7 separate regions of the Homo sapiens genome follow, and all the other regions are linked to region 3. Evidence: chromatin loops called from intact Hi-C (ENCODE). Cell type or tissue: PC-3. All regions are shown on one strand.

What was found. Hi-C counts contacts between places; a loop is a spot of excess contacts. Peaks named below come from ENCODE experiments on the same cell type or tissue, not always from the same donor. Only the 100,000 strongest peaks of a DNase experiment are listed, where the experiment ranks them.
Region 1: it touches region 3 in a loop (3-fold over the local background); 38 of 110 quality-filtered maps call a loop at or near these places.
Region 2: a loop joins it to region 3, with 9 times the contacts of the local background. A loop is called at or near these places in 6 of 110 quality-filtered maps.
Region 4: a loop joins it to region 3, with 5 times the contacts of the local background. A loop is called at or near these places in 31 of 110 quality-filtered maps.
Region 5: it touches region 3 in a loop (3-fold over the local background); 19 of 110 quality-filtered maps call a loop at or near these places.
Region 6: a loop joins it to region 3, with 5 times the contacts of the local background. A loop is called at or near these places in 10 of 110 quality-filtered maps.
Region 7: a loop joins it to region 3, with 5 times the contacts of the local background. A loop is called at or near these places in 30 of 110 quality-filtered maps.

The regions. Positions count from the first base shown.
Region 1 is chr10:74,597,072-74,601,071 of GRCh38, forward strand. It overlaps ADK (adenosine kinase), which reads left to right. Exons shown (of 11, transcript NM_006721.4): 9 at 3,308-3,422. Among named protein-coding and RNA genes, the nearest start is that of ADK-AS1, 70 kb to the left of the region's middle. In PC-3, no CTCF peak of the experiment used is centred here; a DNase peak (open chromatin) is centred at 1,950.
Region 2 is chr10:74,751,812-74,755,811 of GRCh38, forward strand. LOC124902459 (a long non-coding RNA gene) reads left to right here. Exons shown (of 2, transcript XR_007062201.1): 2 at 1,293-2,005. Among named protein-coding and RNA genes, the nearest start is that of KAT6B, 73 kb to the right of the region's middle. RefSeq lists an enhancer at 1,592-3,112. In PC-3, a CTCF peak has its summit at 1,810; a DNase peak (open chromatin) is centred at 2,140; H3K4me3 peaks cover 789 bases; H3K27ac peaks cover 2,360 bases.
Region 3 is chr10:74,820,741-74,824,740 of GRCh38, forward strand. No RefSeq gene overlaps it. Among named protein-coding and RNA genes, the nearest start is that of KAT6B, 3.9 kb to the right of the region's middle. RefSeq lists a silencer at 3,986-4,000. In PC-3, no CTCF peak of the experiment used is centred here; DNase peaks (open chromatin) are centred at 1,001, 1,521, 1,941 and 3,141; H3K4me3 peaks cover 2,769 bases; H3K27ac peaks cover 3,775 bases.
Region 4 is chr10:74,263,900-74,267,899 of GRCh38, forward strand. The region is part of intron 3 of ADK (adenosine kinase); the gene reads left to right. Among named protein-coding and RNA genes, the nearest start is that of ADK, 110 kb to the left of the region's middle. In PC-3, a CTCF peak has its summit at 2,296 (motif pointing right); DNase peaks (open chromatin) are centred at 292 and 2,292; H3K4me3 peaks cover 271 bases.
Region 5 is chr10:74,922,300-74,926,299 of GRCh38, forward strand. The region is part of intron 3 of KAT6B (lysine acetyltransferase 6B); the gene reads left to right. Among named protein-coding and RNA genes, the nearest start is that of SNORD172, 97 kb to the right of the region's middle. In PC-3, a CTCF peak has its summit at 449; DNase peaks (open chromatin) are centred at 882, 1,582 and 2,142; H3K4me3 peaks cover 2,554 bases; H3K27ac peaks cover 3,256 bases.
Region 6 is chr10:74,736,699-74,740,698 of GRCh38, forward strand. No RefSeq gene overlaps it. Among named protein-coding and RNA genes, the nearest start is that of KAT6B, 88 kb to the right of the region's middle. RefSeq lists an enhancer at 2,623-2,712. In PC-3, CTCF peaks have their summits at 1,600 (motif pointing left) and 2,356; DNase peaks (open chromatin) are centred at 1,605 and 2,403.
Region 7 is chr10:75,020,927-75,024,926 of GRCh38, forward strand. KAT6B (lysine acetyltransferase 6B) reads left to right here. Exons shown (of 18, transcript NM_012330.4): 15 at 200-359; 16 at 955-1,305. It overlaps SNORD172 (small nucleolar RNA, C/D box 172), which reads left to right and starts at 807; the gene lies at 807-865. RefSeq lists a silencer at 1,464-1,573. In PC-3, CTCF peaks have their summits at 1,553 (motif pointing left) and 1,753; a DNase peak (open chromatin) is centred at 1,515; H3K4me3 peaks cover 629 bases; H3K27ac peaks cover 784 bases.

The sequences.
Region 1 (4,000 bases), 220 kb before region 3:
AACTCTTGAAGCCCTTTCTAGCGATTTTGGGGCAACCTAAGTATGTAACCATTTTAGAGAGTATTAAAATGAGAGTAATTAGAGGAAATAAATTAATATTTAAGTTCTTAGCATGTGCTAAAATTGCATTAAGCTATTTCACTTACCTCATCTTCTTTCATCCTCACAATTTTTAACTTTTTATTTTAAAATAACTTTAGTCTTAGAAAAATTACAAAAATAGTACAGAATTCCCACATACCCTTCACCCAGTTTACCCTAATATTAACATCTTACATAACCAAAGTATAATGAATAACAGAAAATTAACATTAAACTACAATAACTGAACTATATACAGGCTTTATTCTGGTTTCAACCGTTTTTTCTCTAGTTTCCTTTTTCTGTTCCAGAATCGAATCCCACATTGCATATTTGTCATGTCTCCTTAGTCTCTTCTAATCTGTGACAGTTCCTCACTCTTGTTGTTCATGAACTTTATACTTTTGAAAATTATTGGTCAGTCATTTTGTAGAATGTCCTTCCATTTGAGTTTGTCTGATGTTTTCTCATGTACATTGAGATTAGGCATTTTTGGCAGGAAAACCACAGAAGTGATGTTCCTTTCTTGGTGCATCATATCAGGGAGGTACACAGTGTCACAGATTCTTATTGCTGGTGATGCTAAACCTTTATCACTAGGTTTAGGTGGTGTTTGCTAGTTTATCCTCTGTAATTCCCATTGTATTTAATAAATATCTTGGAGGAGATACTACTTTGGGGCTATGGAAACATTCTATTTTATCCACTAATTTTAGCATCACTAAACTAATCTATCTGGCTTAAGGTGATGTCTGTCAATTTTCTCTACTATAACATTATGATTTTTCCTTTTGTAATGAATATCTTAGGGGGACATACTTTGAGACTGTAAATATCCTGTTTTCTTTAATTTTTGCCCACTAATCTTAGCATACTTATCCCTCAAAATCTTTTAATGTGAACATTTTCTTAGTTTTGTAGATGAGGAAATGGATCTTAGAGAGGTTTATTAACTTGCCCCAAATCATACAAATAGTAAATCCAAGCCTGTCATATTCTAAAAGTCCTTGTAATTTCATTGTTTGTTAAGATGTGTGAGCTTAAGTGTAAGGGAGAAGAACCTATTGGGGACAGAGGAGAGGAATTACTGTAGAAGGAGAAATAAAGTTTTACATACATCTGGGAAGAATTATGTTTTGTACTTGGAAAGTTTATTTTGTCCTTTAATTGCCATTTTATGAGGTTTAATTTGAGACATAAGAAACATTTCTTTGATTAAATTACCAAAGCTCTCAACAAAATATGTCTTCTCACAGGGTTGGTAGAAAGCAACCATGGAATCTTATTCCTTTTTTTTTTTTTTTTTTTTTTTTTTTGAGATGGCGTCTTGCTCTGTCACCAGGCTGCAGTGCAGTGGCATGATCTCTGCACACTGCAACCTCTGCCTCCTGGGTTCAAGCGATTCTCCTGCCTCAGCCCTCCCAAGTAGCTAGGACTACAGACACGTGCCACCATGCCCAACTAATTTTTGTATTTTTAGTAAAGACGGGATTTCACCATGTTAGCCAGGATGGTCTTCATCTCTCGACCTCGTGATCTGCCCTCCTCGGCCTCCCAAAGTGCTGGGATTACAGGCGTGAGCCACTATAACCAGCCAGAATCTTATTCTTAATTTATTCCTTATATCACCTTGAAGAAAGACTTTCTTTTAAAGAACATCTAGTACATTCATAAGATTCTGCTTTCAAGATGATGAAGTGAATGTGTTTTTCTCTTATCTTTATTAAATATGAGCTGTACTTAATCACAAGCAAAAATCCTATAGTAGTAAAATATATTTGTGCTAAGGAAATTGCCAAAATATACATGAGTCATTTTAATTATATGTGTACACTTATTTAGGTGAGTGAAGACATTGCATGGCATTTTTTGGTCCTTTCAGCTGTTACTAGTCATTTCTAAAAGTCTGTCTCCTGAAACTGAGGGAATTTCTTCTCATCTTATCAGAGTTCAGACTTAGTTCTGTTCTAAAATAAGCAACCGAAAGCGAAATAGTCAGCATGTTTGAAGTCAGCAGCACTGTCCTACTACAAATGGCTATTCTTTTCAGAAACAACTGTCCTCTAGAAGTCATCCTGTTAGGTATATTAGAAGCTTAGCTTCATATATTATCTGGAATTTATTAAATATTGAGTGAACAAACAATATAAAAATATTTCACCACTAATTGTCATCCCTTTAAAAATGCCAGTTTCTGGTGACGTTTGTAACGATTGCAAACCATTGTGACTTGTCTGCTTTGCTTGCCTAAATGTTCTCTCTCATATATTCTATTTGTTCTCTTATATATACTTTATTTATGCCACTCAGCTATATTTCCGCTCTGATAGGTGTTTCTTTCTCTATAACTATTTGAAACTTTGCATAGTGATAGAATAAACTAGTTTTGTTAGCAAAGCCCAAAACTATGGACAGTTTTAAAAGCCCACTGAATACAGACATGGATTTTCAAATTATCCAAAATGGTTGAAAAGATGATTCTAAAACCTCTGCCTTTAGCTCAAGGTTAGGTTTCAAGATTTCAGAAAACTTCAATAAAGATTTCAGTAAAACTTTATGGCCTATGTGGTGTGAAAAACAGCATCAGAGTTTGACAATTAGTTTGTCATTTTTTAAACTTTATCTTTTTTAAAGAAAATTAAGTCTTTGTAGGAAAGGATTAGCATTTCTTTCTCTCAAATCAGTCCTTTGAAAAATTGACATTATAAGAACTGTATTTTTTCCAAAGTCAGCATAATTATGTTCTGTAAACCTCTAAAATAATTAAATTTTCCTCTTTATAAAAACCTCTCTTTAATTGGGAATTTGAAAACTGCCTGGATATTTGCTGATACTTAGTCATTGTTAATAATTTTTGAAGTATGATAATAGTTTTGTGGTTATGTTTATCATTACCTTTCAAAGATATATACTAAAACATTTATAGATGAAATTATGTATAGTTCTTGGAGTTTACTTTAGAATAATTTGAAAAGCAAGTGGATGAGGATATAGGTGAAATAAGATTCATCATACATTTTAAATTTGTGTAGATCATTGATGGGTTCCTTGGAAGTCACTGTGCTATTCTATTTACTTTTGTATATGGTTAAAGAAATTTTTAATGTCTCTTAATAGATATGCAGGTCTCTTATTTTGATCAATAGAAGCTAAATTGTTAATCTACTAATAAAGTTTTGTTTTATTTTATTGGTCATGAGAATTTTTTCCTTCCTTCTATTAATAGACTAAAGACATTAAAGAGATAGCCAAAAAGACACAAGCCCTGCCAAAGATGAACTCAAAGAGGCAGCGAATCGTGATCTTCACCCAAGGGAGAGATGACACTATAATGGCTACAGGTACATGTGGGAAATGTGTGATGAATCTAGTATTATGGAGATTAATCAATTACAAAAAAAAATTCTGTATTCTTTCTATTATAATATATACAATATACATATACAATATATATAAAATGAAATATTTTATTTTAATAAATATTTCTACCCTGTATCTCAGTAGAAAAGATTTCATGTTCAAGAAGATAGTTTATTAACATTTAGTTAAATAAACCACTTTGATATAATTTATTTACTTAGTTATCTTGGGGATTTTGTCAATCAAGAAATATCTTTCCTGAAAAAAAGAATACATTTCATTTATAAAATACCTGCACTAGAGTAAAATAAATTTACTCAATTATGAACAAATAAAATCCAGAACTAAGTTACATTTTCCATTTTTCCTTCAAGAAGAAAATCTCATTTTTTGTTTTATTTCACCATCTATTTTATAGCACTCATAAAACAGGAATTTCATCTAGTAAGCAAACATGTTATTGATTAAAATGATTAATAGTGTTAATATGGAGCTACCCACTATTAAAAATATAAATGTTTTAATTCTGTCTGTACCATTCAGATTAAAACCAATCAGT
Region 2 (4,000 bases), 69 kb before region 3:
GTATTTTTAGTAGAGACAGGGTTTCACCATGTTGGCCGGGCTGGCCTCGAACTCCTGACCTCATGTGTCCTCCCACCTCGGCCTCCCAAAGTGCCAGTCACAGCTTTTTTTTGATATTCATATAACACTGTTGATTCATATTGAGATTTTCATCAACCAAAAGTTAAGTGTTTGTTTCCTTTTCTTTTTTCTTTTTTTTTTTTGGCATCACATTAGTATTAAGCCGTACCCCTGTGTCCACACTAGTACAGTGTGGTGATTTCATGGACCATTACAAGATTTTGCATTATTCCTATTAAACTTTCACTAGATGCTCATCAATTGACCGGATCTTCCTGGGTCTTGTTGCTGTGATCCATCTGCTTTATCCCTCCCACCTTCACTTCACCTGTGAGTAGTCAGGGAAGCATGTGTTTTGCTTTATTTTTGTTTTGAGACAGAGTCTCGCTCTGTCACCCAGGCTGAAGTGCAATGGTGCAATCTCAGCCCACTGCAACCTCCGTCTCCAGGCTCAAGCAATTCTCCTGCCACAGCCTCCCAAGTAGCTGGGATTACAGGCACCTGCCACAATGCCCGGCTAATTTTTGTAGTTTTAGTAGAGATGGGGTTTCACTATGTTGGCCAGGCTGATCTCGAACTTCTGACCTCAGGTGATCTGCCTGCCTCAGCCTCCCAGCATGCTGGGGTTACAGGCGTGAGCCACCGTGCCTGGCCAGGGAAGCATGTGTTGATAGGGTCTCAACATCAAATACCTGTAGAAGCCAAGGAAGTAACGTAAGTGGAACCCCAGGGCTGGGTGGACAAGCCCAAGGGCTTCTTCAGCACCCTCTGGACACAGTCCTCCAACCCCTTACTAAACCACCTCCCCAGGTTGACATCCAGCCTCCCACTGCCCATCCTGCCCAGATACACTGGAGAGTGCTTTCTAGAGGAAGTGCTGCATCTCAGAAAGGGCTATAGTGGAGGGGAACAGAGCTCAGGCTCTGGAGTCAGACAATGCTGGGTTGTTGCCTTCCCTTTTCCATTCCCTGGCTGTGTGACATTGCACAAGTGCACTTACTTCTCTGTGCTTTGGTTTTTCTCATCTGTAAAATGGGGAAAATAATAATGTCTACTTCATAGGGTTGACGTAAGTATTTTACACAATCATTCATGTGGTGTATTTAGCTCAGGGCCTAGCACATAGAGATTACTTAATACAATTCACCTATACTGATTATTTTTGTGGTTACTATTATCATTGCTACAATGATTATTAGGAATCACACTGTTATCTCTGACATCTCCTACAGATGGTGGCAGCAGGACAATGGAAACAACCCGGTGAGTACAAAAGAGATGCTCTTGAACACACACCCAACCCTCTTCCTTCATTCACACCCCCCGGCCTGATATCGGCAGCACATCGCTATGCTCCTCTTGGAGAAAACTCCTCTCGCGTTGAGAGTGGAAACACCAGCTTGCCTTCGTGTGACATGGAGCGGGTCATGCCACTCCTCTCCTCAAAAACTTTCAGTGAGGTCCCTTGTATCTTACAGAACAAAGTCCAAACTCTATCCTGTCATTGAAGAGTCCTCTCCCAGGTGGCCGTGCCACATCTCCAGCTTGTCTCTCAGGAGACCTTCTCCAGGGCCCTGCCTGTCCACACATAGGACTCACCACTCCCTGGGCGAGCCTGGGCCCTTCCCCACCCATCCTGTGCTTTGATTCCCCAGGGGCGGTGCCCTTGCCGGACTCTTCATGGACTAAATCCCACTCGTCCTGCAAAACCTGGCAAAATTCAAGGCCACTGGAGGAGCTCTTCCTTTGAGACTCTCCAGCAGGACTTGCCGCCTCTGCGCGGGGTGTGTAGCAAGCCCTGCTTGCCATTGCCACTCCGTTGCTGCAGAACGAGTGGGATTTGGTCTCTTTCGTGACTTCCCCAACACACACACCCCACCCCCACCACATAGCACAAGGCTGAGAACACTGGGAACGCTCAATAAAGAAATATTTTTGGCCTGAATGAATGGCCTGAAGGACTGCTCCTTTCAACAATTATGGCCCAATAAATTATACCGACATTGCCTCCTGGAGGGAAAGGCCACACCAAGGCCCCCACAGATGGGGAAACTGCTCTGTCTGCCAAAACCCAGATGCAGGGCAGCCTTGGCCCTGCTTGGCTGTCTACCTGAATCTGGGTTTAACAACTTGGCCTGCAGTTTTACAGCCTGAATCACCAGGCTCAGCACAACAGCATGAGTTCTTTGTCCGCATGCTGCTGCCAGGTGTTGAAGGAACGGGCTGCAGTGACTTACCCGGCTCAAGGAGACCTGCAGGCGGGGCAGACGGGTGCCTGCACCCCAGGCTGGGAGGCCAGGGGACTTGTCTGCAAAAGAAACCCTTGTCTGGACCCTAAACAGAAAAAAAGAGGTGATGAAAGTTTACATGAGGACCCGGCTCTGGGTGCTGCAGGGGGATGCGTGCTAGCTTGGAGGTTGGGGGTAGGGGCTGTGGAACATGGAGTGACCTTCAGGTCACTGAACAAAGCTTAGAGGGCCCAGACTCAGTCAGATTTTATTTCTATAGCTGTAATAGTTGTGTGGTCCTAGGAAGCATGCAGGAAGCCATCAAATTTAAGCTTTTAGAGCTGGGGTTACATATCTTAAGAGCCGAAGAAATGCAGTATCCAAACAAGTGATATAAGGCATGAAGACTCGTGCAAGGAGAGGTTAGAAGGGTCTCTGGCTGTATGAGCGTTCCTTTCTTGGGTTATGAAGTCATTGATTCAGCATCTATAAATAGAGCTCACGGCAATGGCGTGCTGGTTACGGTTTAACCACCAGTTCTTCCAAGAAAAAGCCCTGACTTGAGGCATTTGCAGATTTCTGTGGTGTAAATACACCCACCATGGCCAATTTCAAACTACCCAGAAGGTAGGCCCAGAATGTAGAGCTGGGAAGAGATTGCACAGCCAGCTCCCGTACACACTGATTCCCAGCAGCCTGTCAGCGTCACCAGCAAGAATCCTACCAGTAGCCCACTTCTTCAGTAGTTTTGCAACCTCAAGCAGTGCAAGTCAATGAGGCAACCTCAAAAATAATATGAGACGATAACCCCCAAAATTGTGTGAGATAAGATAATAATTCCCTTACTGGGTAAGCATTTTTCAAACTGGCTATTATTTATTTTATTTTTTATTTTTATGTTTTATAGAGTAGAGGTCTCACTACATTGTCCAAGCTAGTCTCAGACTCCAGGGCTTAAATAATCCTCCTGCCTCAGCCTCCCACAGTGTTGGGATTACAGGCATAAGCCACCATGCCCTATTTATTTATTTATTTTAATTTGTTCAGACAGGGTCTTGCTCTGTGTCCCAGGCTGGAGTGCAGTGATGCAGTCATAGCTCACTGCAGCCTCAAACTCCTGAGCTCAAGGGATTCTACCTCATCAGCCTCTGGAGAAGCAGGGATTACAGGCTTATGCCAACAGGCCCAGCTAGTTTTTTATTTTTTGTGGAGATGTAATCTTACTACATTGACCAGGCTGGTCTTGAACCCCTGGCCTCAATCAATCCTCTCGCCTCGGCCTCTCAGAGTGCTGAGATTATAGGCATGAATCACTGCGCCCGACCCACAGTCCTTTTGCAGATATTCACCAACATGCACAGAGCGGCAAAAAATTTGAGTCAACCGACAAGCACATTTCTAGCAGAGGCTGAACAAGGCAACGCTCTGACTTCCTGTTTCAACTGTCATTTTGTGAAGAAATGTCCTTTTCACAGTCCATTTAGTGCCAGGTTTTTCATATTTTTGTCCTTTTTCTTGGGGATGGTGCTGTGTAAAATGGTCCCCACGTGCACGGCTGAAGTGCTGTCTAGCGATCCTAAGTGCAGAAAGACTGTGATGCACCTTCCGGAGAAAATACATGTGTTAGATGAACTTTGTTCAGGCAAGAGCTATAGTGCGGTTGACTTAATTCAATGTTAATGAATCAACAATATTTATTAATAAGGCATCTT
Region 3 (4,000 bases):
AATTTTCTTTGGTATAGCCTGGTGCTAAAAACTGTCTTTATTAAGACTATTTGGACATCACTAATTGATATGATTAGTGAAAGGCCACCTCACCTTTGAGTCTCAAAACAAAAACCAAAAGATCCCCGACAACTTTGTTCTTCAACAATCTTTAGCTAATTCTACAATCTCTTATCACTCTCCTGTCTTCCTCAGAATCTCTCATTTGAGGCTGAGGCATGTTTCTGGTTTATAGAAATCAATGGTCGGGCTAGTCTTGACCTCCTGGGCTCAAGCGGCCTCCCAAAGTGCTGGGATTACGGGCCCTGTAATTCCAGTACTTTTGGAGGCTGTTTGAACCCAGGAGTTCAAGACCAGCCTGGGCAACATGGTGAAACCCTGTCTCTATTAAAAATACAAAAAATTAGCCGGGTGTGATGGCATACTCCTGTAGTCCCAGCTAACCGGAGGCTGAGGTGGGAGGATCGCCTGAGCCTGGGAAGTTGAGGCTGCAGTGAGGCATGATTGTGCCACTGCACTCCAGCATGGGCAACAGGAACAAGACCCTGTCTTAAGATAAATAAATAAATAAGAAATAAATCAATGGTTGTTCACCCTGACTGCACAGGGTGATTTGGAAAAATGCTGATGAAGGGCCCCTCTCCCCAAATATTCTAATTTAATTGGCCTTACGTGGGACTTAGGCTCTAGGCTGGTTCAAGAGCTCCTCAGGTGATTGCTACGTGTGGCCAGGGAGGCAAACCACAGGTATGAATGGTGTGTCTTCATTAAGTAGCTTTTATGGCACTAGGGCAGTTACACAGATGAACAAACTGGTCCATGCAGTAGAAAAGCTAATTAGGAAAACAGGCAAAATATGACAAGAGAGTAGGGTAAATGCTTTTATTTATTCCATAATTCAACAAATATTAGCTAAGCACTTAACAAGCGCCAGTGCTGGAGTGAAGCCAGGCTCTCAGTCCTGTGGGCTACCTGCAAAAACCAGGAAAACTTCACAGAGGAGGCAGCAGCCAAGCAGGAATTGGGAGGAGTGCTTAGCCAAGGTCTTTATCAGATAAGGCAGGGAGTGAGGGCATCGCAGTGAGGACAGGGTGTGCTGGGCACAGACAAGTGGCAGGCTCGGGAAGCTGGAGATGAGATACTAGTGAGGTGCAGATATGCATACCTTTAGAGGACTAAGGGGTTTAGGCTTGGTCCAGAACGCATTTAAAAGACGTTAAAGGTTTTAAAGCAGGAATGCATAAATTAGATGTGGGTACAGAATACTGGTATTTGAGATAACCCCAGCTGTTCATAAAGGCAGCTGTAGCTAGAATTTCCTAACCAGTTTAATGCTTTGACTGATCATCCCCCATCCCCTCTGCCCTTGACTGAAGTAACCAGACATTGTGACCTTGTGGGGTCAGTTTCTAGTCAATGAAGGGAGAGGATTCCATGTGGCAGTTGGAAGGGAGGTGTAGATCAATGTTTTTTAAGTGACTAATTGAATGTAAATAGAATTCACCATGGGCTGGGCCCTGGACAAATACGTTTAGCGTCCTTGCCTGTGCCTCCTTACCCAATTTCCTTTAGAAGGACTTGGTAGTGCCTCTGTGGATGTGGTACCTCTTATCAGGCTGTTTGTCTGACTTGCTTCAGAGCAAGTAAACAAACCCAAAAGATCAAACCATCTGGGTTCCCAGAGGTTCCTGCAGCTCCTCTGCACTTTATTATTCTTGTTCAGAACTCAAGGACAAATAGGTCAGATCATGAAATCAGCCCAGTACTAGGGACTATAACCTTTTGGCTAAGACACTCACAGAAGAAGTAACTTCCTCGGTTGGGGAAGAAGAAGATTTAGCCTAGGCCAGTGGTTCTCAAATTTAGTGACTGTAAGCTTCAAGACTAGTCATGAGCTAAAAATATATTTTTGGGAGACTCGCTTCAGACTTACTGAATCAGAATCTCTGGGGTTGGGCCAAGGAAACTGTCTTTCAAACACTCATTCCCAGATCATTCTGATTCCAGTGATCTGTAGATTGCATGGAGCAGTATAACTAGTCAGTGGTTCTGGTCTGTGGTGGTGGCTGGCAGCTGTTTTGGGGTTGTGGGGGACAGGTCAGATAAGCTTCTCCATTCATAATCCTCCAGCCCAGTAGGCTTGCAAAATTTGCACCATGCTTGGTTTTCAATTCAGGCTATTTCTAGGTTAATTTCTTAATTGAGCTATTTAGCTCAGCAGAGGACCTGAGATACCACAGATAAGAGAGCGGTTTAGGAGTAAGCATTAAATATCTCTGACTGTGTCTCTTATTATCCTTTCCAGTCCCACTTATCTGAAGAGCCAGATTTCTCAAAGGACAAGTAACCCTAGAGGGGAGTATCAATGGGAAAGCTATGGATTCCTTGCCACATCCCCGTTACAGAACTATGCTTGTTAAGAACAGAATCTCAAGAAAACATATCAAGAGGTTGAATGAAGACATTTCTCTCTTCTGTATTCCTGATCTCCTGGGGTTACAAGAGCACAGGTTTAGGCAAACATAGCCGATTTCTCTCTAAGGTGTCTCTTCACTTCTTGATGCACTGGAGATCCTTGTGGAATAATACATTAGTGATAATGAGTGTTGGGTGCTCACAAATCACCCACAATTCATTGGCTGAAGGCATCTTAAACGTGGACTTTTTGGCTTTTATTGTCTTTAGCTGCTTCTTTTAACATACTTTAGTTTGAGTGTACAGATTTGGGGTTTTCAAACTTGTTTTTAATTAAGGCATGGTTTATTTTTATTGCTTGAGATAAAATGCAGTCTGAGGGTCACAAATGTAATTTACAAAATAAAGTGCATCTGGGCAGACCATAAGAAAAAAAAAGAACAGAAAGCCTAAATAAAGAGTGGGCCAGGATTCTTAAGTTTATTTAGTAACTTCTTGGAGAATAAAAATCCCAGCACCTGCATTATAAAAAAGCACACCTTATAAGTGTCCTTCTCTTCGAAACACCTAAGTGAACTACACTGAATTATGAACTAACTAATGGTTTGTAAAAATTCGCCTTGAGCAAGCTATTGAAGATACTAAATAAACGAGGCTGAGACAGAGTCTGAGGAAACCCAACCTGCTGTTTGTTTTATCAGTAATGTAACTCAAAAGTAGCCAAGCGGATGGCTGGAGTTTTCTCTGTGTTTTGTTTCCCTGGGCTGAGCCTGTGAATGCCAAGATTTAATCTAAAGAGGTTTGTGTTTTAAAAAACTAACAACCAAGTAATAAAACACCTATAAAAACTGTTTATAATGGAACCGGTGACAGTTTGTAGTGTAGTATTACAATTCTTCTGCTCCCCCTCGACCTTTCTCTATCCTTTCATCCAACTCTGTGCCCTTTGTCTAAGTTCCTTTCTCACCTTGCTGCCAAGAAGCTCAGGAGGAGAGGGAGCTCACACCCCAAAGCAGCAGACCATCTTTAAAAAATGAAGTGTGTGTTGTGGTCTGCATTTGAAGACAGGGCTGCGTGTGCTGCTTGTTTTGTCTGAGATAAGGACGAAGATAAGTTGTCCTAACAAAGTACCTACCTAGTTGTACAGTGGTTTCTAATGGGAAGGTGAAGATGCCGCTGCAGTGTCAGTGGCATGAGGCTGCAGGAGTCAACCAGGGCAGGAAGCCTGGGGCCTCCCCTCCCTGGCACCCGGCATAGCCATGCCCAGGCCCAAGATGGCCCTGACTCCAGGGACAGACTTCAGGCAACAGGTGGTTTTCCACCCAGGCCACCATGCCTGAAACTTGGTTCTTTTGCAAAGCCATAGTTCTCCTCCCCCTCTCAAAGAAATGGCGCCTGGGAGGGAAACTTCGTGCTCAAACTCTCTAGGAGCCATTTCTCAGCCCACCTTTCCTATTTTCTGAAGTCTCCCTTGCCAGCATCCCATTCACCTCCGGAAAGAACCAGGGGCGCTCTCTTCAGAGTCCAGAGAGCTCTGGGAGGCATGTGGGCAGCGTCAGAGTGGCCTCGCCTGGGCGGCCAGAGG
Region 4 (4,000 bases), 560 kb before region 3:
GGTTGAGGAATTACAGGTTTTTCAGTATTAGAAACACTACTGTGTTTAAGGTTCTTGTACTGATCTGTTTATGCATATGTGAAAGATTCTTGAGGACTGTATTTTAAATATGTGGATGTTTAAATTTCAATTAATTAAAATTAACTCAGTTCCTCAGTTACACTAGCAACATTTAAAGTGTTTAATAGCCACATGTAACTAGTGAGTAATGTATTGGATATTGTGGATATGGAATCATTCCATTATCATAAAAAGTTTTATAGGCTAGTGCTCCTTGGGGTTTATACCTGTGTGTGGAATTGTTGTGTCACTGGGCTTGCACATGTTGCACTTCAGTAGATGTTGCTGAGTTGTTCTTTCCAGTGGTATCTGAGCATTCCCTTTCTCAATTGTCTTGCTAAGAATTGGTATAAACAGAAATTCTAATTTCTGTTTTGTAGGTGTGAACTGTATCTCATTGTGGTTTTAATTGAATTTTGAAAATATATAGTGAGGCTGAGCCTTTTTTCTTATACATGTGTTTACCTTTTACAGTTCTCATCTTGTGATTGCCTCTTAATGTCCTTTACTCATTTTTTCTTTTGAGATATTTTAAATTACTGATTTGCATGAGTTTTTTTTGTATTTTATGGATACAAATTCTTTGATTATATTTGCCATATATCTGTGCCTAGTATGTGACTTGTCTTTCATTTTGTGGTGTCTTTTGCCTCACACAAGTTTTAAAATGAAATGTAATCACATTATCAATTTTTAAAAATGCTTTATCTTCTTATGCCTTATTTAAGAAATTACTTCCTACTCTAAGGTCAGAGTTTCCCATATGTGCTTTGCAGAGGTAGATCTTTCATCTGGTAGTATGTAATTTTTGTGTATGGTGTGAGGTAGAGTTGGAGACTTGAGTTTTTTTGCATATGGATAACCAATTATCTTTGTATAATTTTCTGAAAACTTCATTGCCTTAATAGTTTTTTGTTTGCATGGGGGTCAATTTCTGGGTTCTAATTCTGTTCCATTGGTCTATTTGTCCCTATACCAATGTTTCAGTTGAATTTTCCTTTTTGTCAAAGTACCTATTTTTTTCTTTATTTTTTGTAGAGACAGGGTCTTGCTTTGTTGGGTAGACTGGTCTTGAACATCAAATGATTCTCCTGCCTTGGCTTTCCAAAGTGCTGGGATTACAGTTGTGAGCAACCACACCTGGCCAAATTTTCTTAAAATGAAAATAACAGTGATAATTTAGGTCCAAGCCCTCTTCCCAAAATTGATTTAGCTGATGATAAGCTATAATATTGGAATTTATAATATAAAATACTACAATTTTTTTTTTTTTTTGAGACGGAGTCTTGCTCTGTCACCAGGCTGGAGTGCAGTGGTACAATCTCAGCTCACTGCAACCTCTGCTTCCTGGGTTCAAGCGATTCCCCTGCTTCAGCCTCCTGAGTAGCTAGGACTACAGGTGCGCACCACCACGCCCAGCTAATTGTTTTTATTTTAGTAGAGACGGGGTTTCACCATGTTGGCCAAGATGGTCTCAATCTCCTGACCTCGTGATCCACCTGCCTTGGCCTCCAAAAGTGCTGGCTGAGATTACAGGCGTGAGCCACCGTGCCTGGCCTAGAAAATGATATTATAACCAGCAGATGTGAACAATAACATTTTTTTCTGTGATGATATTTGAGAAAAGCGCAACTTAATTACAAAAGAGTGAAAAACAATCACTTTATCAAAGTCAGAACTTCTATACACTTTCAAGTGGTGAATTGAGCCTCACTTAAAATCTAATTTTCACTTTTAATGCCATTTGTTTTCTTTTGAGATATAACTGATTCATTTACCACCAATTTTTATAAATTGGATTTGTAGTTTGGCCATTGTATGAAAATATTTTTTTAAAAAAGTATATGGGTCATATGGGTAGTAATCAGGCAAATTGGTTTTAGATTTGCAGTACCTGTTCAATTATCTGAGATTTAGGGGATCTAGGGCATGTGAGTAGAGGTTCTATTAGGTTTATAAAGTGCTTGTGATGATAATATAGGTTAAGGACCAAGTACCTGGGAAAGATCAAGGGCATACTAAATAGTTGTTCCTAAAGTAATGGGACAATTGCAGAGAGAGGGATGAGAGAAGGAGACTTAAGGATGATGTGTTGATGTGTATGTATATATAAATGAGACATAAATGACTTTTGGAAGGATTACTAAAGAAAAACAGCAATAGAAGAAGACTAGCCTATGTCCAGCAGCAAAAGGAAGTAGAAGACAGTGAGTCAGATAGTGACCAGTACAGGACGCTAGGTGGTGCCATTAGTCTTAGACTGCTTATTTGAAGTCTCTGGAGGCTCAGTAACCTCAGAATAGAAAGATCGAAAGGCGGCCGGGCACAGTGGCTCACGCCTGTAATCTCAGCACCTTGGGAGGCCGAGGTGGGTGGATCACGAGGTCAGCAATTCAAGACCAGCCCGGCCAACATGATGAAACCCCGTCTCTACTAAAAATACAAAAATTAGCCTGGCGTGGTGGCGGGCACCTGTAATCCCAGCTACTCAGGAGGCTGAGGCAGAGAATTGCTTGAACCGGGGAAGGAGAGGTTGCTGTGATCGGAGATCGCGCCACTGCACTCCAGCCTGGGTGACAGAGCAGGACTCTGCTTCAAAAAAAAGAAAAAAAGAAGAAAAAAAAAGGCACTGCTTGTATAGTAAATGAGCGAATTGTCTTATTGAGTATAACCCATAGTATATTATAGTTCTTGATATTTTCTTCTCCAGTGATCATTTTGAAAAATTTTCTGGAATTTGCATTGTAAAGAAGTTTGTCCACCAAATAAACTGTGTTTTAAAAGTAATAGTTCATTTCTTTCTAATTTTAAAGGTTGTATATAAAAAGGTATTTTCATTTAAAATTCATATTAAAAAAGATAATTGAAATTTTCATATTGAAATTATATAATCAGAAGGAACTTGGTGTTTTAATAAGCTTTAGTGGCCTTTTCCTAGGTCAATGTACAATTCCACTGAATTTTTTTGAAATACATATCCATGGGTTCCACATTGGTGGATTAAACCGTGGAAAGAAAATATTAGGGAAAAAGAAATTGCCTGTGTACAGAGCATGTACACATTTTTCCTTGTCAATATTCCCTAAACAATATGACAAAAGTTTACATACATTTCCATTGTATTAGATATTGTTAGTAATCTAGAGATGATTTAAAGTTTGGGGAGGATGTATGCAGGTTATATGCAAATACAGTTGACCCTCAAACAGCACAGGTTTGAACTGCATGCACCTACTTATATTAGTTTTTTTCCAGTAAATACAGTTGGCCCTCTATATGGGTTGGTTTGGCATCTACAAGCAAAAATGGATGGAAAATACAGTATTCAAGGAATGTGAAAGTTGTGTATATGGAGAGAAGGGCCAACTTTTTGGATCTATGGGTTCAACAGGGCCAACTGTGGTACTTTAGTATGTGTGCATTTTGGTATCCAAGTTGGGTCCTGGATCCCTCAAAGATACTGAGGAATGACTGTATTGAAGATGATTCCTTGATTCCTGTTACATTTTTTTTTAAGATTCCAGATTGGGAATAATTAAGTGCATTATTTGATTTCTGGAGATGAGTTACACCATTAAATTTTTGTTGATATGTGTATCGTGCAGGTGACAGAAACCCTAACTCATACTGGCTTAAGTAAATGGAAATTATTGGATCACATATCTAAAAAGATGTTGGTATGGCTGATTTTAGGTGAAGCTTGATGCAGAGGTTCAAATAATTTTATTTGGACCCTCTTCACCTCATCTTCTAGAGGTAGGGTACTGCCATCAGCTATTGGCTTATATCCTTATTTGTGTGTGTGTGTGTGTGTGTGTGTGTGTGTGTGTGTGTCTGTCTGTCTGTTTTAGTGGCTCTAAAAACAGGTGTAGGATTATGTCATATTAGGCCTCTTTGGCTTGTTTGGGTTCCATATCTACTCTGCAACTGGAGATAGAGT
Region 5 (4,000 bases), 100 kb after region 3:
AATTTGATAAAGCTCTAGAAAACAACTGCAAAATTGCTGTTATAAAGAAACCTGTCAAATTTAGGAAGTGCCCTCCAGGAGCCCTTCATCCCAACCAATCCTCTCCTAAAAGAAAGGAAAAAAAGAAGAAAGATGGCTAGGTAGATGGAATAGTGATCAGAAAAAAAGAACTTTTCTAGAAAAGCATACCAGTGTGCTCTTTACCAGAGCATTTTAGCAGGTAATATTTTACAAAGGACCCAGCAGATAATTGGGCAGGTTTTTTCTTTAGGAACTTAGTGTTGATGGCCTGAATTAATCTGACTAGGAATTTAGACATTTCTTCATGATATATTTTGAGTCCATAGATGATCTGATTCTAATGTGACTTCAGTTTTTAACTTACATAGCGTTAAGCAAAAGGATGTGTGTGTATGTATGTGTGTTTGTTTTACATCCTAAAGGTATTACAGGCCCCATGGTAAACTTTTTGGCTCAAGTGAATCCAGAGTTTGGTATATGTAACCTCCAGTGGTGGTTCATGAACAAACACTTCATTTCTGTAGTCATATTTTTTTTTAAAGAATAAAAGTGAGCCAGGTTTAAAACTTGTTAAGAAAATAATAGCACAGGTGATACACAGATGAAGCAAAATTGCCGTGGATGGTCTGGGAATGCCTGAGGATTGAGAAACACTGGCTGAATTATACACTGTGGCAGAAGAAATTATAGGCCCTTAGAAACAGGTAGAGGTTATTGGAAAGATTCAAGCACCTAATGTTTAGTTAGAAGGTAAGTAAGCTGGTTTCTTAAGTTCTTGTTTATTTATTGGGTGTGGGCTCAGGATAAGTTAGTTTGAAATAGATCTTAGAGAAGTAAATGCAAGACAACTTTATCAATGAGTCATGGGCAAACAATTCTATTATTAGAAGTAGTATAGAAAAGGAGTAGGAGAAGTAGAAGGGAGGAAGTCTAGTATTCATTCATTTATTTATTCATTAATTCAGCCACTATTTCTTGAGCACCTGGTGTATGTCAGGCACTGTTGTAGGCACTGGGGACACAGCAGGGAGCAAAACAGACAAGTCTCTGCCCTCATGAAATTCATTTACATCCTAATGGGAAGAGACAAATAATGTAAGTGAGTATATAGCATGTCAGCTGTGAGAAATGCTATGGAGAAAAATAAAGCAGAGTAAGGGAATTAAGGAGTGATGGGATGGGGAGGCATTGCTTTTTTAAATAGTTTGATGAGGAAAGACCTCTCTAAGAAAGTGACATTTAACTTGACTTCTGAGGGAAGTGAGGGAGCATTCCAGGCATGGAGAAGGAGTGTTCTAGATGGAGGGAACAGCAAGTGCAAAGAGCCCTTGACATGTCTGAGAAACAGATAAGAGGCCAGTGTGGCTGGCGTGGAGAGAGAGGGGAGAGTCGTCAAGTAGTAAGAGGTGAGAGCAGATGGGAGGAAGGTCTCAGCACAGGTCAGGCCTCTGGCTTTGCTGAGAGTGATGGATGCCTTTGCAGGGTTTTGAACAGAGGAGGCACATGATTTGACTTAACGTTTTAACAAGCTGTTTCCTGCTGCTGTGTTGAGAATAAGCTGTAGGCGGCACCAAGGTGGCAGCTGGGAGGGTATTGCCACAAAACAAGCAAGAGATATGATGGTTTAGGCCAGTGGTAATGGTGGAGAGTGTGAGAAGAGGACAGATTCTGGATGTATTTTGAAGTAGAGCCCGCAGAATTTGTTGATGAACTTGATGCAGAGTGTTAGAAAAAGAGAAGACTTCAAGGTTATTGGCCTGAATAACTGGAAGGATGGAGTTATCTATCACTGAGATAAACAGAGGTAACAGAAGTAAAGGGGAGAGATGGCCATGGTAGAAGGTGGATTACACCTTTAAATTTTTAAAACATATTTTTATTTAAAATAGCCCTCACTCCCTGGCCCAGTGCACACAAAGGACCTGATTTGCTTTTACCCTGAGTTTGTCACTGTAGATATCCTGGAATACTTCGTTAAAAACTATAAATAAAGTGGCCATAATACGGCTCATTTTGTTCAGATTCTAAAAAAAAATTCCTTCATAAGCAGTTGGCTTCCAAATAGCAATGCATGCTGTCAGTTTGGTGACTAATTGGGTTAGAGGTTAATAGCAAGGCAGTCCTATAAACATCAACGGGAGTGGTGTATCCAAATGAAAGCTTGCATTAGGCAACAATTCAAAGAATGAGAATGACTAAATACCATGTTACAAGCCAAGTGAATTATATTAAGAGTTTTAACTTTGAGAGAAAGGGACGTTACCCCTGAAATAACTATCTTAGTTGGATCTTCCCTACTTAATACTCATAGTTGGGTTGTAAAAATGTAAAGGTTACCATCAAAACAGCACTTCTTAACCATGAAATTGACTAACTTTGTAAAATTAGAAATTCTGTTACTTACTTCCTACTATGCTGATTGGACATTCCTTCTTTTGCCAAAAGAACAGAAAGTTGGATTTTGTGCCTTCTAGCCAAGAGAACCACACACCTCTCTCTCTGTAGACCAGCTAAATGCTTCCTACTGCTCGGTGATGAAATCAGATCATGGAATCAGTCAGTTTGCTATACTGAATTTTTTTTTTTTCAGCTGTGTTCTAATTGAACCTTTGGGGAATAAACTAATTCTTAACATCTGAAAGTTTAAAGGTCTGATACTAGAATTTATGGGGTGGTAGAGGAGACCTTTTAGTCTCTGTATCCAAACCAAAATGTAAATTTACTTTTATTTATTTTTTATTTTTTGAGAAGGAGTCTCGCTTAGGCTGGAGTGCAGTGACATGATCTCGGCTCACTGCAACCTCTGCCTCCCGGGTTCAAGCAATTCTCCCTACCTCAGCCTCCCAATTAGCTGGGATTACAGGTGCTCTTCACCACGTCTGGCTAATTTTTGTATTATTTAGTAGAGACAGGGTTTTGCCATGTTGGCCAGGCTGGTCTTGAACTCCTGACCTCACGTGATCCGCCCACCTCAGCCTCCAAAAGTGCTGGGATTACAGGCGTGAGCCACTGAGCCTGGCCAATTTCTTTTTTTATTGTGGGATAATCATTCCATACTTCTCCCTCCTCTCTAGTCCCCACCCCCACCCCCCTTTTTCCCCCCACAAGTGAAGATGATTTCCTGTGCTGGTCTAGGATTAGTTTTGTTACAGTCTGTCTTTATAAGAACATTTCTTTTCCATAATCCAGAAGCATTTTGTAAAACCTATGCCTGGAAATTGAGTCACTTTTTATTGCTTAGATTTTCTTCACAGAAAAACATAGGTTCTGTTGGATGAGTATTTGTTGTGAAAGCAAATTATTAAGGGGTGAAAATTGTCTATACAAGTTGATGTATAGGAGGATATCTGAACTGGATTAGTTGCTCTTTTATCTGTGTTTTCAAAGCTCTTTAATAGTAACTCTTATAACACTTATAACAGTGTTATCACTATTGTTTGGGCATCATTCCATTCTGCTAGACTGGGAATTCTTTTATAATACAGTGCCTGATAGGCATCCATTCATTCCTTGAAATAATGTATTGAGTGCTCATTATGTGCTTGAAATAGAGTGTGTGCAGGAGCCAGAGCAGTCGGCAGAACAGATGCAGCTTGTGTCGCATGTGCGTACAGCCCATGGCAGGGTGGGGGGCAGGGGACCCAGCAAACAAGATACAGATAACTGCGCAGTACAGTGCCAATATGCACAGGAACAGTGACTGTCCCCTACCTACATAAATGCATAGACCTCATATGTGTATTGTGAATCCTCTATAATTGTTGAATTTGACTTTGAAATTAAACACTTGATATTTTAGACTAGTCAAAAATGGGATATGTTATTATTTTAATAAAAACACCATTGTATCCAGCCGGGCACAGTGGCTCACGCCTATAATCCTAGCACTTTGGGAAGCCGAGGCGGGCAGATCACCTGAGGTCAGGAGTTCAAGACCAGCTTGGCCAACATGGCAAAACCCCGTCTCTACTAAAAATAC
Region 6 (4,000 bases), 84 kb before region 3:
ACAAGGAAAATTTTTGGAGTGATAGATGACTTTGAAGTGATTGTGGTGATGGTTTTATGAGTGTATTCATAAGCCAAAACTTACCAAATCATACACTTAATATATGTGCATTTTATTGTATGTCAATCACATGTTAATGAAGCCATTTTTAAAATTACGTATGTGTTGATCATGTAAAATGGTGCAGCCACTTTGGCAAACAGTTGAGCGGTTCCTCAGAAAGCTAAATGTGGAGTTGCCATCTAACCCAGAAATTCCACCTTTCCATATCGGCTCAGAAGAAATAAAAACATATGTGCATACTCAGAAATAAACTCGTGCATGAATCTCCATAATAGCCTTTTTTTTTTTTGAGACGGAGTCTCACTCTGTCACCCAGGCTAGAGTGAAATGGTGCAATCTCGGCTCACTGCAACCTCCGTCTCCTGGGTTCAAGCAATTCTCCTGCCTCAGTCTCCTGAGTAGCTGGGATTACAGGCATGTGCCACCACACCAGGCTACTTTTGCATTTTTAGTAGAGATGGGGTTTCTCCATGTTGGTCAGGCTGGTCTCGAACTTCTGACCTCAGATGATCCACCCGCTTCAGCCTCCCAAAGTGCTGGGATTACAGGCATGAGCCACCATGTCCGGCCTGAATATTTGCTCATTTTAAACATAGGACAAATGTGGTGGCCAGGCATGGTGGCTCACACCTGTAATCACAGCACTGTGGGAGGCCGAGACAGGTGAATTGCTTGAGCCCAGGAGTTCAAGACCAGCCCAGGCAACATGGTGAAACACTGTCTCTACAAAAAATACAAAAATTAGCCAGATGTGGTGGCATGCGCCTGTAGTCCCAGCTACTCAGGAGGCTGAAGTGGGAGGATCACCTGAGCCCAGGAGGTTGAGGCTGCAGTGAGCTGTGATTGCACCAGTACCCTCCAGACTGGGCAACAGATCAAGACTCTGTCTCAAAAAAAAAAAAAAAAAAATACACACACACACACACACACACACACACACACACACACACACACACAGTGATTTTTTTGATGCCATGCTTTTTTTTTTTTTTTTTTTTTTGAGACGGAGTTTCGCTCTTGTTGCCCAGGCTAGAGATCTCAGCTAACTGCAACCTCTGCCTTCCGGGTTCAAGCAATTGTCCTGCCTCAGCCTCCCTAGTAGCTGGGATTACACGCACCTGCCACCATGCCCAGCTAATTTTTTGTATGTTTAGTAGAGACGGGGTTCACCATGTTGGCCAAGCTGGTCTCGATCTCCTGACCTCGGGCAATCGATCCGCCTCAGCCTCCCAAAGTTCTGGGATTACAGGTGTGAGCCACCATGCCCAGCTGATGCCATGCTTTCTTAAAATATCATGTGTAAAAGCTTTTAAATAGTCTATTTACAGTTGCTAAGTAATATTTAAGTTCTCTAAAGTCAACTTGAATGTACAAATTACTTTCAAGTCTTGGACAGTTTTTGCCTGTGAGGACTTCCCCATAATCACTAAGAACCTCAGCCCTACTCTGCCCTTGACCTCAGAGTTTCCTTGCCCTCTTGTCGGATTGCTGCCTTGAGAAAGTTCAGACAGAAGCAAGCTTTCTAATCAAGTGCCACCTAATGGTGTGTCAAAATTTGGCTGCCTCAAGTCTTAAATGCACAAATGAATTTTACTGAGTTTGAGGCCAGAATCAAGGACTTATGGTTAGAGGCTGAATGCATGATGGCTGTGTGAATTTGGGGCCTGATGGTGTCTGGCAGTTCATTTTTTCCAAAAGGATGGAGCTGTCTTCTATTTCCTCTTAAATGGAAAAAATTGGCCAGGCAAGTTGGCTCATGCCAGTAATCCCAACACTTTGGCTGGAGGATTGCTTGAGCCCAGGAATTCAAGACTAGCCTGGGCAACATAGGGAGACCCCATCTCTACAAAAAATACAAAAATTAGCCAGGCGTGGTGGCATGTGCCTGTATTAGTCCTAGCTCCTTGGGAGGCTGAGGTGGGAGGGTCTCTTGAGCTTGGAAGGAAGAGGTTGCAGTGAGCCGTGATAAGGAAGAGGTTGCAGTGAGCCGTGATTGCACCACTGCACTCCAGATGGGTGACAGAGGGAAATCCTGTCTCAAAAATAAAATAAAAACATAAAGGGAAAAAAATTATCCTAAAATATTCTATATGGAAAACAAAGAGATAAAAGCTCTGACAGGCATAATGGTCCCACAAAGATCCATGTCCCAATCCCTGCAACCTGTAAGTACATTATGTAACATGCAAAAGGGCCATTGCAGATGTAATTAAGGTGACAGTTCTTAAAATACAGAGATTATTCTGGGTGATCCAGTGAGCCCAGTCTAATCATGTGAGCCTTTAAAAGCAGAGAACTTTCTCCTGCAGGAGGCAGGAGAGATAAGGCAGAAGTCAGAGAGATTCAACGCTTGAGAAGGAGTTAGTGAGCCTTTGCTGGCTTTGAAGGTGAAGGGGCAACGTGACCAGGCGCACAGGAAACCTCAAGAGGCTCAAGGCCAACAGAAAGGAAACGGGACCTCAGCCCTAGCACCACAAGGAGCTGAATTTGACCAACAGCCTGAATAAGCTTGTTAGCAGTTTCCTTCCCAGAGCCTCCAGGAAGTAACAAAGCCCTGCTGCCACCTTGATTTCAGCATTTAGAGACCCTAAGGACAGTACCTTGCCAAGCCCACCCACCAGACTTCTGACTACAGAACTGTGAGAGGCCAGGCGCGGTGGCTCACGTCTGTAACCCCCACATTTTGGGAGGACAAAGCGGGGGAGTAACTTGAGGTCAGGAGTTTGAAACCAGCCTGGGCAACCTGTCTCTATTTATAAAAATCGTTTGTGCGTGTAGAACTGTGAGATAATAAATGGGTGCTGTTTTAAGCTACTAAGTTTGTGGCAATCTGTTACACAGCAATAGAAAACTAATATATGAGCTGCTTGCAAGTAGAGACCCCATGTACTTAAAAGGTTCTCAGATAAGTAAGAGGAATGATTCTTAAATTTTAAAGTTGGGGCTGGGCACGGTGGCTCACATCTGTAATTCCAGCACTTTGGAAGGCTGAGGGAGACAGATCACTTGAGCCCAGAGGTTCAAGACCAGCCTGGCCAACATGGCTAAACCCCGTCTCTGCAAAAAATACAAAAATTAGCCAGGCGTGGTGGTGTACACCTGTAACCTCAGCTACTCTGGGGGCTGAGGCAGGAGGATTGGTTGAACCCCAGAGGCAGAGGTCGCAGTGAGCCAAGATTGCACCACTGCACTCCAGCCTGGGCGACAGAGTGAGAACTGGTCTTGAAAAAAAAAAAATTGGAAGACACATTTAGGGATATAAATAAAAACATGATGGGAGGTATTATATTAGATCACAGAATCAGGACTTTGGGGCTCACATGTTGGCCCTGATGTTGCACTCTGCCGTGGACATGGAACTGGCCTGACAGATTCAGCTATAGTTATAGAAATTCAGAAAGACACAAAGGCTGAAGACAAGTGGGAGATATGGAGCTCTTATTTGTGTCGGCTATCTGCAGGTTCTGTGAGACGGGAACAGTAATGGTGCTGTGTTTTGCCCTCAGCTTGCTGTCACTGGAGTTTTCTACCTACCTTGTACAAAGCCAATCCGTTATCCCCTGCCTCGCAGCATCAGTCCAGTCCTGCACTCGCCAGGAGTATCAAACAGCTGGAAGATGAGGGCACACTTTTCCTCCCTGGGAAAAAAGTCAGTCCTTTCAAGAAGTGAACATACAAGGCCGCTGGTCCCCTTTGAGGGGACAGGACCAAAACAAGAAAGTCATGTCTTGTCATCTGGTGTCTTGTTGTGTAAACCTCCATTCTATCCCATTTCCATAAATTCTTTCAAAGGTTTGAGATGTAGGACAACTGGGGCCTTTTCTCAGTTCGAGTCTTCTAGTTTGAACATTATAATTTAATGTGATTGTTAAGGAGTAAGAATGAAACAATTCCAATGCTACATAAAATAGAGAAATAACGGAAAGTTTCCAGTTTA
Region 7 (4,000 bases), 200 kb after region 3:
TCAAACCTTTTCTCCTAAAAATAACACATGAAATGACACTTTTTTACTGGTTGGATTCCAGTGTTCTGTACCCTCTCATTGAGGTGCTTTCTGATTTTTCCTAACGCAGATAACATTAGTGCTAGCATATGTCCGTATGTGAAGCTGAAGTGAAATTTCAGCTTGTGATTACATCTTGTTCTGCCTTATCACATTACAGATTTGTCATCATTAGACGGGAAAAGTTGATATTGAGCCACATGGAAAAGCTGAAAACCTGTTCCAGAGCCAATGAACTTGATCCAGACAGTCTGAGGTGGACCCCAATTTTAATTTCTAATGCTGCAGTGTCTGAAGAAGAGCGAGAAGCTGAGAAAGAGGTAATGATTGTCTTTATCATCCTAAGTTGTGTAACTTCAATCTTGTAGCATTCTTAAGCTAAGAAAGTCATTAAGATCGTTGTCAAAAGCTTGGTTATGTAGAGATAGCATGTGAAATGATATGGCACTAATTTATCCTAACTGAGGTTGCATGGTAAGACATGATAATTTTATTGAATTGAGTATGAAAAATGAAACATTTATCATTGATTACAAAGCAGCATTTTTCACTACTGAGAGCATGTAATCAGATCAAATTCGGTGCTGAGCTCCAAGGCTGCAGTGTCAATTGATTCTTTGTGTTTATGAACTTGCTTAAAGTGCTCCTTGCCAGTGAGCATGTAATGTAGTGATAAAGGACTCAAATCAATTCGCTGCATCATTAATACTGTTAAATATCCCATGAAACCCAATCTTCTTTGATTTGTTATCCTAACTGATGCAAAAGGTTCCTGAGATGATGCAGCTGGAATGTGCTTGGCTGGCTGGCTGTCCTGATCAGAACCGACTTAGAGACACTTTGCCATTGATCCTCAGAGGCTCTGGCTGTGTAACTGCCCTCTCACTGGCCACCATTTTTACCCTCCCCACTTAGGCTGAGCGGCTAATGGAACAAGCTAGCTGCTGGGAGAAGGAGGAACAAGAAATCCTGTCAACTAGAGCTAACAGTAGGCAATCACCTGCAAAAGTACAATCGAAAAATAAATATTTGCATTCCCCGGAGAGCCGGCCAGTCACAGGGGAGCGAGGGCAGCTGCTGGAGCTGTCTAAAGAGAGCAGTGAAGAAGAAGAGGAGGAGGAGGACGAGGAGGAGGAAGAAGAGGAGGAAGAAGAGGAAGAGGATGAAGAGGAGGAAGAAGAGGAAGAAGAAGAAGAAGAAGAAGAAAATATTCAAAGCTCTCCCCCAAGATTGACGAAACCACAGTCAGTTGCCATAAAGAGAAAGGTAGGTGTCTGTTTAGATTTTCTGTGAGTCGCGTTCAATCAAATCTTATTTGTCATTGCAGACATTCTGTCTATTAGTATTTGTTTCACTCTCTGTTCTTTAGTCGTAGTTTATGTGTACCCAGTCCCGCTGATCATATATCATAATCGTTTATCTCACAGTCATGATTATGTTTACTTTTCAGGTTTGTTAGTGCGGTGACAGGAAACCAGGGACAGGCCAGCCTCCTAGTCTAGTAGTCACTGCCACCTGCTGGTCTGCAGGAGTAGAGTAACTGAGGTTTATGGGAACAAAAAGGGGCCCCAGAAAGCACTTAAACCACCCTCCAAGACCTAGAGGCCAGGAGACTTCTCTAAGGTCATATGACTCATTAGAGATGGAAGCAGAACCAAATGCGTGCTCAAGACTCTAAGCCTGGGTTGGGCGCAGTGGCTCACGCCTGTAATCCCAGCACTTTGGGAGGCCAAGGTGGGCAGATCACCTGAGGTCAGGAGTTCAAGACCAGCCTGGCTAACGTGGTGAAATCCCGTCTCTGCTAAAAATACAAAAAATTAGCCAGACACGGTAGTACGCGCCTGTAATCCCAGCTACTCGGGAGGCTGAGACAGGAGAACCCAGGGAGGCAGAGGTTGCAGTAAGCCGAGATCGCACCATTGCACTCCAGCCTGGGCAACAAGAGCGAAACTCTGTCTCAAAACAGAACAAAAAGACTCCAAGCCCAGTGCTCTTCATGCTGTTTCTTTCTCTTGTTCTTGGCACAGAATTGTTAGAAAGCATTTTAGGCCCTTAATTTTGATGGTGATATTTTGCATTTGTGGCCAACTGCGCATTACTGAATCTCCTCAGATCTTAGTAGCCCAGTGATGTCTCTAGATAGACCATATCATCTCCAATGGTACAGAAAGTAAAGAATTGACTTTGTTTTTAGGTAACTGCTCACCCAGATCTGATATCTTTGTCTTCAGTATCTATCTGGGACATAGAGGAGAGCCAAGACTGATAGAGATATCACAATACAAGCTAAGGCTCCGCCCCAAGGCCATCTGATGTGGCATCTGTTAGGGAACTTGCTGTTCTAACTCCCAGCTCAGCGCTCTTCTAGGCCTGGCAGTCTTCTGGAAGGGTCTCCATGGGGAGGTGGTAGAAAGGAGCATCCCACAAAGTAGACTTCAGGCTTAAGAATAATGTTTCCATTTCTTAGGAGGAGTGTGTATTCATGTGTTGTATATATAATAAAAGAAATTTGTTCTAAAACTATCAAAAACCAGAATCATCCAAGGCATGATCTGAACTGGACTCAACCTGAAGAAAACCAGTTCTCTACCTTGGCTTCCCTCATATTAGGGAAAATTCTCATGGATTAAAGAGGGCAGGCAGACTGGGGGGAATAATAACCGTAAATGTTTAATTACAGAATATGATTAACTGGCTACGTGTGTGCTTCAGTGAGCATTCAGAGCGTTAACAAAAGTAAGACACAAGAATTCTTGGAGGCCGGACACAGTGGCTCACGCCTATAATCCCCACACTTTGGGAAGCTGAGGCAGGAGGATCATTTGAGCTCAGGAGTTCAAGACCAGCCTGGGCAACAAAGCAAGACTCTGTCTCTATAAAAAATAAATAAGTATTTTTAAAATAATAATAATAATAATTGAATACAGTTTACCTGAAGGTTAGCTTTTAACCAAGCATATTGAACCCTTCTTTGCAGTGTATTTTCAATAATTTGGGGGGCAACAATTACATCTTAGCAGCAAATCTACCTGCTATTCCTCTATTTGAATTTTGTGTCATTAAAAACTTTTTTGCTGGGCGAAAAACATTTTATAATTACAATTATGGACAGTCATTTGTGCCAACCTTTAGTGCAAACAGAAAAAATATTTTTAGGCCAGGTGCGGTGGCTCACACCTATAATCCCAGCACTCTGGGAGGCCAAGGCGGGTGGACCACTTGAGCTCAGGGGTTCGAGACCAGCCTAGGCAACATGGCAAAGCCCTGTCTCTACAAAAAAGAAAAATAAAAGAAAAAAATATTTTTATATCATACAAATAAGACATCTGGCATGTCTTTAACATTTTTAGATTCCTTCTATTAAAATATTTTGCCAGGTTATCAGTTGCTCACATCTCAGCAGCCACCAATACTTGACTTTGTTAACATTTTAAACAGTAATCCTTTCTTCAGGTACCTTTCCTTTCCTTTTCATAGCCCTGAAGTCCTATGGAATGAGAAAAAGTAGGCTGGTCTTGTATCATATTTCCCAGTGCTGTCCACATAGTGGGTGCTCCTTCAAGAGTTCTCAAGTATTAAATGGGTTAACCCAGTGGCTAGTTAATTACAGCACCATTTATAAAGACATTAGAGTCTGTGATGACCTTAAATGTCTGTGATGTGAGGAATATTGAAGCCAGCAAGTACCATTGGAAAAATATATGCTAGAAAAGCAAAGCTTAGTTTTTAAAATCTCCAGTCAAGCTGCTAGGATGTTCCCTCTCAGAGCATCTGCTTGAGTAAACAACTGTTTTATTTGGAAAACACTTGCCTGTGTAGTTGGAGCCCGAGAGGGATGTTAGACATCAAATGGAAGGTTAAGTACAAAGGCATTACAGAAGTCACCACGTGTAAGATTCTCAGACACGCGTTCAGTACATGTCTACTGCATATCGACTCAACCATTTAATTTCTCATGAGC